Regions from separate parts of the Homo sapiens genome. Here regions 2 and 3 are each linked to region 1. A link is a contact called in ENCODE Hi-C or POLR2A ChIA-PET data. All regions are on one chromosome and are shown on one strand. Each heading gives the region's core, a stretch centred on a gene start or an enhancer-like site at or near the end of the contact. The rest is flanking DNA. Distances are from core to core; before and after follow the strand shown. Region 1 holds the start of TP53 (tumor protein p53). Region 2 holds the start of KRABD2 (KRAB domain containing 2). Region 3 holds the start of RANGRF (RAN guanine nucleotide release factor).

Region 1 (4,135 bases), core at 576-3,075:
GGAACTCCTATCCTCAAGTAATCCGCCCGCCTCGGCCTCCCAAAGTGCAGGCGTGAGCCACAGCGCCCAGCCTGATTCCATTCTATATGAAGTTCTCCAACAGGCAAAATGGTTATGGAGATCAAAATAAAGGTGGGGTCGGGAATCGACTGGGAAGAGACGTGATGAAACGTTTCTGGGACGATGAAAAGGGTCTGTGACTTGGTAGGCATCACGGAGCGGTTAGGGGCCAAAACTCATCTTCCTGTGCACTTGCTGTGTGCACTGGCGCTGTGTGTAAATGCCACCTCGATTTAGGAAAAAGATGACGTAAGTACGGCACAAAGTGGCCGGTACGCGGCAGGTGCATGGGAAGAAACTGCGGAATGAAACAACCGCGAGCTAAGAGATGGGGCAGCGGGAGAAATGAATTCGAGTTCCGCCTCCTACCAGGAAGAACCGGCTCGGGCCGGAGGGCTGCACGGAGGACCACACGGACGCCTGCGGGCCCGCCCCTTCCGCTTCACGACGTTCAGCCTGCGTCTGGAACTGGAATGGCCTAGCCCAAAGCTAGATAACAGGTAGATTGTTTTTCCGACAAATTATCAAACGACCCATCATTGCACTCTTTCAAAATTTGATTCTCAGACGTACCCATTCTTTTTTTTTTTCCTCCGGGAAGATGAGATATACTCATTCTTGAAAATACCTCCGGGCTTGCCTTCTGCACACTTCTTTCCCTCCCTGTCTCACGCCATGGTAGCGTCCGCCTAGGTTGCAGGCGACCCGCGGGGTGGGGCACACCATTCAAAGAAGGGGAGGGATTGAGGTTTGCATCAAAACAAATACCCCTGCCTTTGCAAAGGCCATAACTAAGTAATCCAGAAAAAGAAATGCAGGCGGAGAATAGCAGCCTCCCTCTGCCAAGTAAGAGGAACCGGCCTAAAGGACATTTTCTCTCTCTCTCCTCCCCTCTCATCGGGTGAATAGTGAGCTGCTCCGGCAAAAAGAAACCGGAAATGCTGCTGCAAGAGGCAGAAATGTAAATGTGGAGCCAAACAATAACAGGGCTGCCGGGCCTCTCAGATTGCGACGGTCCTCCTCGGCCTGGCGGGCAAACCCCTGGTTTAGCACTTCTCACTTCCACGACTGACAGCCTTCAATTGGATTTTCTCCATCTAGCGGAGCCGGGGGCTGCCTGGAAAGATCGCTCCAGGAAGGACAAAGGTCCGGAAGTTGTGGGACCTTAGCAGCTTGGGCTCCCCGGATCACCCCCAAATGATCATTTCGGAATGGAGCCCCAGTTTTCACTAGGATGCCATGGGCTCTAAAATATACAGCTATGAGTTCTCAATGTTTCGAGATCCAAAAGTCTCAGACCTCAATGCTTTGTGCATCTTTTATTTCAGGGATTCCCTACGCCCAGCACCGGGTGGATGTGCAAAGAAGTACGCTTTAGGCCGGCTCAAGGTTCCCCAAAGCTCCACTCCTCTGCCTAGGCGTTCAACTTTGAGTTCGGATGGTCCTAACATCCCCATCATCTACACCCAGGTCTCCCAACAATGCAACTCCTATGATGATCCCTCTAGCCAAGCTTCCATCCCACTCACCCCCAAACTCGCTAAGTCCCCACTGCCCCACCCCCAGCCCCAGCGATTTTCCCGAGCTGAAAATACACGGAGCCGAGAGCCCGTGACTCAGAGAGGACTCATCAAGTTCAGTCAGGAGCTTACCCAATCCAGGGAAGCGTGTCACCGTCGTGGAAAGCACGCTCCCAGCCCGAACGCAAAGTGTCCCCGGAGCCCAGCAGCTACCTGCTCCCTGGACGGTGGCTCTAGACTTTTGAGAAGCTCAAAACTTTTAGCGCCAGTCTTGAGCACATGGGAGGGGAAAACCCCAATCCCATCAACCCCTGCGAGGCTCCTGGCACAAAGCTGGACAGTCGCCATGACAAGTAAGGGCAAGTAATCCGCCTGCCGGAGGAAGCAAAGGAAATGGAGTTGGGGAGGAGGGTGCAGAGTCAGGATTCTCGCCGACCTGGTGCCGTAGATACTAACATTTTGGGGTGGAAAATTCTGCAAGCCAGAGCTGTGAGGGCAGAATTGGTGGAAATCATTTTGGAGGAATCCTGCATTGTGTCAAATATGAAGGGTGGAAGGAAGAAAGCTTTTGCGTTTGCTCTCAGCTGGATCCTTTCTTCTCATCAGTTAAAATGTCATTTTTTAGGAAGGCTTTCCGTAATATCACACCCTAACGTTTTCTCCCAGATACTTTATATCACACCATCTTATTTAATCTCCTTCACAACCCTTATCACTCTGATAAGATTTATTTGTTCATTGCTTTCAGTACATGGAAACGTAAGCCTTATGAGGATATAGAATTTTTCTACTATCTTATTCATTGTTGTATTCCTGAGTGCCTATATCAGTGCTGGGTAGCAAGTAAGAGCTCGATAATAAATATTTTTTGAATGAGGGAGACAGGTCTGAAGCCTGGAGAATGAGATGCAGAAGAGGTGCAAGACCTGCTGCGCCCTCTGCAGGCGGCGGGGGGGCGGTGCAGGTGCTTTAAGAATTACCGCGGGACTCGGTAGGGGGAGCGTAGGCGCTTCTCGCCAAGATAGAAGCGTTCAGACTACAACTCCCAGCAGCCACGAGGAGCCCTAGGGCTTGATGGGAACGGGAAACCTTCTAACCTTTCACGTCCCGGCTCCGCGGGTTCCGTGGGTCGCCCGCGAAATCTGATCCGGGATGCGGCGGCCCAATCGGAAGGTGGACCGAAATCCCGCGACAGCAAGAGGCCCGTAGCGACCCGCGGTGCTAAGGAACACAGTGCTTTCAAAAGAATTGGCGTCCGCTGTTCGCCTCTCCTCCCGGGAGTCTTCTGCCTACTCCCAGAAGAGGAGGGAAGCACAGGTGGGTTTCTTTAGCTCTGCGTCGGATCCCTGAGAACTTCGAAGCCATCCTGGCTGAGGCTAATCTCCGCTGTGCTTCCTCTGCAGTATGAAGACTTTGGAGACTCAACCGTTAGCTCCGGACTGCTGTCCTTCAGACCAGGACCCAGCTCCAGCCCATCCTTCTCCCCACGCTTCCCCGATGAATAAAAATGCGGACTCTGAACTGATGCCACCGCCTCCCGAAAGGGGGGATCCGCCCCGGTTGTCCCCAGATCCTGTGGCTGGCTCAGCTGTGTCCCAGGAGCTACGGGAGGGGGACCCAGTTTCTCTCTCCACTCCCCTGGAAACAGAGTTTGGTTCCCCTAGTGAGTTGAGTCCTCGAATCGAGGAGCAAGAACTTTCTGAAAATACAAGCCTTCCTGCAGAAGAAGCAAACGGGAGCCTTTCTGAAGAAGAAGCGAACGGGCCAGAGTTGGGGTCTGGAAAAGCCATGGAAGATACCTCTGGGGAACCCGCTGCAGAGGACGAGGGAGACACGTAAGTGGTGATGGCAGTGGAGTGTGGAGTCTGGGGAGATGAAGTGTGAGGTCGATCTGTCCTCTGGTCCTGAGACCCACTTCTCCAGGCCTCTGCCCCCTTTGCTTGGCGACCCAGGTTTATTGTCCCCCATCTTCCTTTCAGCGCTTGGAACTACAGCTTCTCCCAGCTGCCTCGATTTCTCAGTGGTTCCTGGTCAGAGTTCAGCACCCAACCTGAGAACTTCTTGAAAGGCTGTAAGTGGTAAGGATAACAACGGGGCAGGGAGCTGACCACCCCCGAGATTTTCACTGTAAAACAGTCCAGTTTTCTAGGAGAGGGATGCCCCAGAGCTGGGAGAAGCGGCACGTAGCCCTTTTAGACTGAGCTTACATTTTATCTAGCAGTTTGTGTCTTCTACTTCCCTCAAGGATTCAGGGGGGCTTACCTACCCCAGAGGCAGGCTCAGCCCTAGCCCTACACTTGAAAAGCATAGGTCTGGCCAGCTTTCTAACTCTCCCCTGTTTCTAGGGCTCCTGACGGTTCCTGCATCTTGACCAATAGTGCTGATAACATCTTGCGAATTTATAACCTGCCCCCAGAGCTGTACCATGAGGGGGAGCAGGTGGAATATGCAGAAATGGTAAGGACTGGGGCTAACTGCCTCTTCATCAATGCTGCACATTTAAGTCCTTCGTGGAGATGGAAAAAGTGTAGTCCAAGTGTTTCCTGTTCACAAAC
Region 2 (4,135 bases), core at 1,107-3,606, 690 kb after region 1:
CATGTGCTGTGTCCACTCAGGGTTAAATGGATTAAGGGCAGTGCAAGATGTGCTTTGTTAAACAGATGCTTGAAGGCAGCATGCTCGCTAAGAGTCATCACCACTCCCTAATCTCAAGTACCCAGGGACACAAACACTGCGGAAGGCCGCAGGGTCCTCTGCCTAGGAAAACCAGAGACCCTTGTTCACATGTTTATCTGCTGACCTTCCCTCCACTATTGTCCTATGACCGTGCCAAATCCCCCTCTCTGAGAAACACCCAAGAATGATCAATAAATACTAAAAAAAAAAAAAAAAAAAAAAAAATTGAATGATTCGGCCGGGCGTGGGGGCTCACACCTGTAACCCCAGCACTTTAGGAGGCGGAGGTGGGCGGATTACAAGGTCAGGAGATCGAGACCATCCTGGCTAACACGAGGAAACCCCGTCTCTACCAAAAATACAAAAAATTAGCTGGGCATGGTGGCGAGCGCCTGTAGTCCCAGGAGGCTGAGGCAGGAGGATGACATGAACCCGGGAGGTGGAGCTTGCAGTGAGCCGAGATCGTGCCTCCGCACTCCAGCCTGGGCGACAGAGCCAGACTCTGTCACAAAAAAAAAAAAAAAAAAAAAAAAAAATTCAATGTTTCACCTATATTTACAGATTGGGAGATTTCACATAAATCTCGATTTCTTTCTTTTTTGAGACAGAGTTTTGCTCTGTCATCCAGGCTGGAGTGCAGTGGCGCGATCCCGGCTCACTGCCAGCTCCGCCTCCCGGGTTCACGCCATTCTCCTGCCTCAGCCTCCCGAGTGGCCGGGACTACAGGCACCTGCCACCAGGCCCAGCTAATTTTTTGTATTTTTACTAGAGATGGGGTTTCACCGTGTTAGCCAGGATGGTCTCGATCTCCTGACCTCGTGATCCACCCGCCTCTGCCTCCCAAAGTGCTGGGATTACAGGCGTGAGCCACTGCACCCAGCCTCGATTTCTGGCTTTCTTGAAAAGGCAACATTCTGGCTGCACTGGCGGCATTGCTGCCTGGCAATAACTGGCTGTGATGGAGAGGCGGCATCTTCCTTTGGATCAAGCTTGTCCAACCTGTGGCCTGTGGGCTGCACGCAGCCCAGGACGTCGGGACCTACTAACCTATTCATCTTACTTGCCCACTCCTGCACATTTCTAAGCTTTCAATATCTTTTTTCTTTCATTTTTTTTTTTTTTGAGAGGGTAGGGTCTCACTTTGTCACCCAGGCTAGAGTACAGTGGCATGATCACGGCTCCCAGGGTCAAGGCATCCTCCTACCGCAGCCTCCCAAGTAGCTGGGACTACAGGCATGCGTCACCAGACCCAGCTAATTTTTTCTTTTCTTTCTTTTTTTTTTTTTTTTGTAGAGACGGGGTCTCATTATGTTGCCCGAGGCTTCAGTATCTTTTCCAAAGCAACATGAAAGAAATGTGACCGTAAATCAATCAGCTTCTTGGTGTGATCTATGTGACGGCTAGGTGATAAACGAGTTGGTCAGAGAAAACTGGAAATATTTCCAAAGCCATGTTTACTCCCTTCACCCACCTGTGAGTCTTCGCCTTGGCTGTTTCCGACTCGGAATGTCCTCGCATTGATCCTCCCAATCACAGCCAGCTGAAACCAGCCTCCTTCCTGACGTATTCAGTAACTTTAGCTGATTGCCATCTCTCCTTCATCTCAACAACCTGTACCACACTCACTGGAGCACTTCGCTTTGCATCTTTAGTCGACCAGTTCAGATATATACAACCTATAAGGTAGGGACGGAGGCTTCTACCTGCCTGTACCCCCTTTGGAGGGCCCACGAATACAGAGCTGAGCACAAAAGATGTTTAAAGGACATTTTGTCAAAAATGTCGCTTACAGGTAGGTCGTTATTAGCAAGGTAGAGCAGCGGTACGGCCGAGTCTACGCTTGGGAATTCATTTGCTGACTCTTATCATTTACTGACTAAAGCAAAGTTACTGAGGCCTCAGTTTCCTCATCTACAACCCGGGGAGATGACCAGTACCCATCACAATCGATTGCTATGAAGATTCAATGATAATGCAGATAAGGCACTTAATACAGTGTCCCCTCACCGTCCACACCACACGGGCACGCCCGCTTATTCCTGAGGACCGGGCTGGGATGTCGCCTCCTTTGTGTAGCCTTCCTACCCTGACTTCGCAGACTGCTCCCACCGCCTGGATCCATGCCCGTCCACCCGCCAGCTCAGGGCTGAACGGCTGAGGCGGGCGCGCGGTGGAGAAAAGAGCTGCAGACTGAGGAAGGTCAGGAAGGAGAAAGGGACACACCAGACGCGGCGTCTGAATCCCCCTCCACCCAGAGGCCCCCGAGCAGCAACTCCGCCCCACCTCCCGCCCGCTCCGCCGGAAGCCGGTCAGCGCCAGCCGGAAGCCCCGCCCCCTAGAGGCACCGCGGACACCGTGCAGCGCTGTTCACCCAGATGCCAGCTGTGACCTTGGCTAAGCCAGTGACTTAACTCGGGCCCGTTCCCCATTCCCACGTTGTTGCCAAGTCTCCAGCCTGGAAAGTAAACGGGCTTCAGGTGTCCTGTTTAGATGCTTAAAATGAGGAACGGCAGGAGCACACACACTGCTGCCACCTCACACCTTTTCACTTCATCCTGACGAAGCTGCAGTTTAGTTTATATTTTAACTCAAAGACGTGTTAGGTTTTGGTTTGATGGCACTCATCCAGCACTTGTGCAGAAAACAAGGTAAAGGGGGCCCATGGGTCTATCAGATAACCTGAACCCGAGACCTCTCAATCTGGAGGAACAGCTTGAAGAAGTCATCTAGAAGCTATAAAGTCACAGAAGCTTCTTATCCTATTGAAAGCAAGACTTCCTATCCAATGGCAATACAAACTTTTACGCAGTAAGGTAAAAAATATAGCCTGTCCATATAGCAACCTATCCATAGTAAGCAAGTTAAAAGACAGGTTCAAGAGGAAGTGTTTCCAACTAGCTTTTCTTGTAGGCCTTCTTCTTCTCAATGACACCCCTCCAGCTTCTGATATATCCTCAAATGCTGCTGCCCACTATAAAAAAAATCTCATCAGTCCTGATTTCAGAAAAATTTTAGACCAACAAATCAGAGGTAAGAGACTGATCCACTGAAAACTAGGGAGTGTCCTAAATCACCACACACAAAACACAGGCTCTTTGTTTCAAGTTTTAATCAAAGCTTGTATATAAGATTACTTTATTCCTGCATCTTCTCAATGGTTTCTTCCTTGTATTTGCCCTTTTCCTTTCCTACTTGGCGAGATTTGGCTTTCCGTTCGAGGATCTTTTTGCGGTCTTTGTCCAGTTTTAGCCTAGTGATAACCACCTGCAGAAAAATAAGAAAAAAACACTCCCAAGCTTTAAATAATCACTAAAACACAAGGGAAAGCCCAACATTCAATACCATTTCCCAAACCTGGGGTAGGTGGATGCCTAATAAGAAAAGATTTTAACTTTTAAAAAACTCCAGAAATCACTCTTTAGCCATCAAACCTGGCTTATTTACTAATTTCCTACCAACAAAGGAGAAAAGGCAAGATGGTATCAGTAATTCTTAAAGCCTCTTCTGTGCTTCATTATAAGATTTGTTTCTTTTTCACTGAGAAATATATGATTCTGCTCTTCTCACTACAGTTTTACAAGCTGTCATATACAAATATATTTGTTTCCAAAGTAACTTCAGGCTGGGTGCGGTGGTTCATGCCCCCAATCCCAGCACTTTGGGAGGCAGAGGCAGGCGGATCACCTGAGGTCAGGAGTTTGAGACCAGTCTGGCCAACACGGTGAAACCCCTTCTCTACTAAAAATACAAAAATTAGCTGGGTATGGTGGCACATGCCTGTAATCCCAGCTACCTGGGAGGCTGAGGCAGGAGAATCTCTGGAACCCTGGGGGGGCGGAGGCTGCAGTGAGCTGAGATGGTGCTATTATTGCACTCCAGCCTGGGCGATCAATCGAGACTCCATCTCAAAAAACAAACAAGTAACAAAACAGCAGGGTGTGGTGAATGCCTACTCAGGAGGCTACTGCGGGAGAATCGCTTGAACCCAGGAAGCAGAGGTTGCAGTGAGCTGAGATCGCACCATTGCACTTCCAGGCTGGGCGACAAGAGCAAA
Region 3 (4,135 bases), core at 970-3,469, 600 kb after region 1:
TAGTAAGAAATGAGGAGTCAAGCTCCTTAGTGTGCGCTACAAAAACCCTGCACACCTGACTGTGTTTGCAGCTCCCTGCCACCCATTCCCATCCTACCCTCCCTTGCCAAACAGATACACTTGCTTTCTCCAAAATATGCCCTCTCATCTCCAAGTTTTTGCTCCTGATGTTCCCCCAGCTAGAATACCCCTAGGATGTCCTACTGAATTCTGAGTCAAACTTTAAGACTCAAAGTATGGGCCAGGCATGGTGGCGCATGCCTATAATCCCATCACTTTGGGAGGCCAAGGCAGGAGGATCACTTGAGACCAGAAGTCCGAGACCAGCCTGGGCAACACAGTGAGACTCCATCCCTAAAATAAAACACACACACACACACAAAAATTACCGGAGCATGGTGGTGCATGCCTGTAGTCCCAGCTACTCAGGAGGCTGAGGCAGGAGGATGGCTTGAGCCCACAAGGTTGAGGCTGCAGTGAGCTACGACTGCACCACTACAGTCTAGTCTTGGCAACAGTGAGACCGCCTCTCAAAAAAAAAAACAAAAAAAGACTCAAAGTGTGCTCCACTGTTCCTTCAGTGAGGCATCGGGGGCTGTGTCCTAAATGTCTTTGTATCTCCAGCCCTTCACATTAGGGCCTGGCAAGGTAAGAGACCAATAAATATGTACCCTTTGGCTTCATTTCACTAAGTCATTAGGGTCCAGAGGTATGGTCAGCACTTGGAACCCTGTGGAATGGCCTCAAGATCAGAGTCCTCTTGCCCAATTCTTGGCTGGGAAGTAGGTGACATCTAGAATCCATGAGGGTATGGGTGATCTCCTGGGTTCCAGACATTTGCATTGAGTTTATTCAATCACTTAACAATATATATTAGGTCTGGGCTGGGCACGCTGGCTCACGCCTGTAATAATCCCAGCACTTTGGGAGGCCAAGGCAGGCGGATCATCTGAGGTCGGAAGTTCGAGACTCACCTGACCAACATGGAGAAACTCCATCTCTACTAAAAATACAAAATTAGCTGGGTGTGGTGGTGCATGCCTGTAATCCAGCTACTTGGGAGGTTGGGGCAGGAGAACAGCTTGAACCCAGGAGGCGGAGGTTGCAGTGAGCCAAGATCATGCCATTGCACTCCAGCCTGGGCAACAAGAGTGAAACTCCATCTCAAAAACAAAACAAAACAAAAAAACCCAATATATATCAGGTCTGTTATGCTCTAAACACCGTGCCGGGTGCTGAGGATCAAAGATGAATAGAGAAATGAACTGAAATGATATAGTGAAGTTAAAACTTAAAGAACACAACAAATCTGTAAAAGACAAACAAAAGAGGGTTTAATCTGTGCTTCTGTCCAGGTGTGTGGAGCTGGGGGTGGGGTTGCACCTGCCCGGGAGCATTCCCAAGGCAAATATTTGAGAGGAATTAGATTTCTAATACCCAGGTTGGCTCTCACTTTCAGGAAGATGTGAGACCTGAATCCTAACCTGGACGCATTGTTCCCCTAATTCCCAGCAGCAGATCTATGAATTAGCGGTCTGGGTGGCAGCCCATTCTTCTTTCAGAGGCCCAGAACACCGTGAAACTATGCTTTCCTGACTCAAGAGACCCTACCTAGACGTGGGCCCCTTTGACGAGCACCTGCCCCTCAGGAGGGTCTCAGGCGACCTTCTTGGAAGGTGTGACCACTTGAAAAGGACGAGGAGGCCAGGCGCTGTGGCTCTCGCCTGTAATTCCAGCACTTAGGGAGCCGAGGCGGGAGGATCGCTTGAGTCCAGGAGTTTGAGGCCAGCCTGGGCAAGATTGGGAGACACTCCCCACCCCGCCCCATTTCTACAAGTAATTAAAAATTTAGCCGGGCGTGGTGGCGGGAGCAGGAGCCACTCAAGAGGCTGAGGCAGGAGTATCACTTGAGTCCTGGAGGTGGAGACTGCAGTGAGCGGTGATCGCGCCACTGCATTACAGCCTGGGCGACACAGCGAGACCTGTCAATCAATCAATCAATCAATCAATCAAGAGGAGGCTGGCGGGAGCATGCTCGTGACCACCGGGGGCGACATAGACCCTAACCCTAAGTCCAACCCCAAGGCAGACCCCACCGTCCCGCCAGGCGCACTCCTAAGAGCGCGGCTTCCGGAGCAAAGCCGCTGACCCCCGCCCCCAGGGTCTTGGCGCCGATTGGCCAACGAGAGCGCAGGGCGGAGCCAAATCTTAAAGGATCCGGGAGCTAAGCCAGACCCGGGTGGCGGTGGCAGCTGCGAAACCCAGGGAGCCGATGCCACGTGACCCAATGTGGACTTCTTTTAAACCTTTCTAATGCCCATAACCCAGCCTCAGACCCATGGAGCCCACGAGAGACTGCCCGCTGTTCGGGGGCGCCTTTTCCGCCATCCTCCCCATGGGGGCCATTGACGTAAGGTGAGAAGGCCGGGGCGCCCAGGGGCGGCTGACTGGGTGGGTTGTGGGAAGAGACCGGGGTCAACCAGGGTCTGCCTCGCCTCACTCCAGCGACCTCCGACCGGTCCCGGACAATCAAGAAGTTTTCTGCCATCCCGTGACGGACCAGAGCCTGATAGTGGAACTTCTCGAGCTGCAGGCCCACGTACGGGGCGAAGCGGCTGCGCGGTGAGGGAATGGCCCCCGGCTGGCCAATGGCAGGGGCGGGGTCGGACCAGTGGGCGGGGCCCGCGGCCGACGGTTAATCCGGGCGGTGAGACCACGCACGGGCCGGGAGCCAGGCCTGCAACTTAAAGATGCTCCCGGGGAGGCGACCAGAGATGTCCCTTCCTGACCCCGCTTCCCTACTCCAGGTACCACTTTGAGGATGTTGGTGGCGTGCAGGGGGCTAGGGCTGTCCATGTGGAGTCTGTTCAGCCTCTCAGTTTGGAGAACCTGGCCCTGAGGGGCCGCTGTCAAGAAGCCTGGGTCCTCTCTGGCAAGCAGCAGATAGCTAAGGAAAACCAGCAGGTGAGGGCCCGAGAGTGTGTAATGTCCTGGAAGGGCGGTAGCGGGGACGCAGAGATCCAGGTAAGCATCCTGACTCTGATCCCCTTAGGTAGCAAAGGACGTGACACTTCATCAGGCCTTGCTGAGGCTGCCCCAGTACCAGACTGATCTCTTGCTTACCTTCAATCAGCCCCCGTAAGGAGGAAGGAACGGGCGGGTATCTCATGACTGGGTTCCCAGGAGAATCGGGCTGGGAGGGACAGAACAGGGAGACTCACTGGTGGGATCCTCCAAGGAAGCAGGAGTGGGCCAGAGGTTTGGGGTAACTGATACCCAGGTCCTCTGGGGAACAGGAATTGGCAATTTCCAAACCTCAGGCCTGGATGATGTTCTGTCTCCATCTGTTCCCCCACCCCAAGCCCTGACAACAGGTCATCTCTTGGCCCCGAAAATCTGTCACCTGCACCCTGGAGCCTGGGTGACTTTGAACAGCTGGTGACCAGTCTGACCCTTCACGATCCTAACATCTTTGGTCCCCAGTAAAGGCGCTGAAGCACTGCATGATGTTGCTGAGAACTTGGGGACTCGGTTCTGTGAGGGGGAAAAGAGGTTGAAAAGAGGGTTTCCTCTTATTTCTTCCCTGTGCGTAAACATAAGACAATCCCTCTTCAGAATAAACTTGCTTTATAATCAATATAATCTCTGTGCCTTTGAATCTAACAGGACACCTGGGTCCCAGACGCCTGGGAATTGGGTCTCTCGATTCCCTTTGGTTTTGGAGGGAGGAGTTTAAAACTGTGCATGGGAGCAGGAGGGACTCAAGGGTGGCAGTGGTGAGTGGGAGGAAATACACTTTGGGATGACTCGTTCAGCCCTGAGAGAGGGGTGTGAGTTACCCAGGGAATGGGTAGGGAAGGTTTAAAGCAACACCCAAGGAAAGAAGGGAAACTCATCTCTTGTAGTGATTCAACCCTGAGAACAGATGGGGAGTGGGGTTGGCTGTCCCCCATGGATGGATGAAAGGTCACCTAATCAGTAGTCACCAGGACATAGTGGTGGAGGCACAAGTGGCCAAGGAGTGCTCATTTGGTGGAGACTGGGAAAGCGGCTGTTATTTAGTGTCTGTGTAGTAGAGGGAGCGCAGCTGGTCCCAGAAGAAGAGGGAGAGGATGGTGTGGGGGCCGAGGCGGAA

Evidence for each region. Hi-C counts contacts between places; a loop is a spot of excess contacts on that map. ChIA-PET counts read pairs that join two places held with the same protein, here RNA polymerase II (POLR2A). Pooled maps may share reads with other maps.
Region 2: a map of OCI-LY7 shows a loop between it and region 1 (10-fold over the local background). The contact joins the promoter of KRABD2 here to the promoter of TP53 in region 1. A Hi-C loop is called at or near these places in 4 of 168 maps with a recorded cell type or tissue (B cell, CD8-positive, alpha-beta T cell, OCI-LY7 and 1 more) and 10 of 50 pooled maps. POLR2A ChIA-PET finds 5 or more read pairs at or near these places in 3 of 52 experiments (MCF 10A, OCI-LY7 and naive thymus-derived CD4-positive, alpha-beta T cell).
Region 3: a pooled map shows a loop between it and region 1 (5-fold over the local background). The contact joins the promoter of RANGRF here to the promoter of TP53 in region 1. A Hi-C loop is called at or near these places in 3 of 37 single-sample maps with no recorded cell type and 9 of 50 pooled maps. POLR2A ChIA-PET finds 5 or more read pairs at or near these places in 4 of 52 experiments (CD4-positive, alpha-beta T cell, activated B cell, activated CD4-positive, alpha-beta T cell and 1 more).

Annotation. Positions count from the first base shown.
Region 1 is chr17:7,685,665-7,689,799 of GRCh38, forward strand. It overlaps TP53 (tumor protein p53), which reads right to left and starts at 1,826. Exons shown (of 11, transcript NM_000546.6): 1 at 1,713-1,826. It overlaps WRAP53 (WD repeat containing antisense to TP53), which reads left to right and starts at 2,813. Exons shown (of 11, transcript NM_001143992.2): 1 at 2,813-2,897; 2 at 2,984-3,415; 3 at 3,560-3,658; 4 at 3,926-4,037. The coding sequence starts at 2,985. RefSeq lists a silencer at 187-246 and enhancers at 547-676, 696-1,243, 707-756, 717-1,916, 2,715-2,764.
Region 2 is chr17:8,374,348-8,378,482 of GRCh38, forward strand. KRABD2 (KRAB domain containing 2) reads right to left here and starts at 2,357. Exons shown (of 2, transcript NM_001304947.3): 1 at 1,553-2,357. It overlaps RPL26 (ribosomal protein L26), which reads right to left. Exons shown (of 4, transcript NM_000987.5): 4 at 3,169-3,345. The coding sequence ends at 3,217. RefSeq lists an enhancer at 1,996-2,547 and a silencer at 2,292-2,491.
Region 3 is chr17:8,286,451-8,290,585 of GRCh38, forward strand. It overlaps RANGRF (RAN guanine nucleotide release factor), which reads left to right and starts at 2,220. Exons shown (of 5, transcript NM_016492.5): 1 at 2,220-2,415; 2 at 2,506-2,622; 3 at 2,808-2,964; 4 at 3,053-3,138; 5 at 3,363-3,637. The coding sequence starts at 2,339. The coding sequence ends at 3,486. It overlaps SLC25A35 (solute carrier family 25 member 35), which reads right to left. Exons shown (of 5, transcript NM_001320870.2): 5 at 3,611-4,135. The coding sequence ends at 4,055. RefSeq lists enhancers at 1,883-2,112, 2,473-2,592, 2,873-2,942 and a silencer at 2,673-2,722.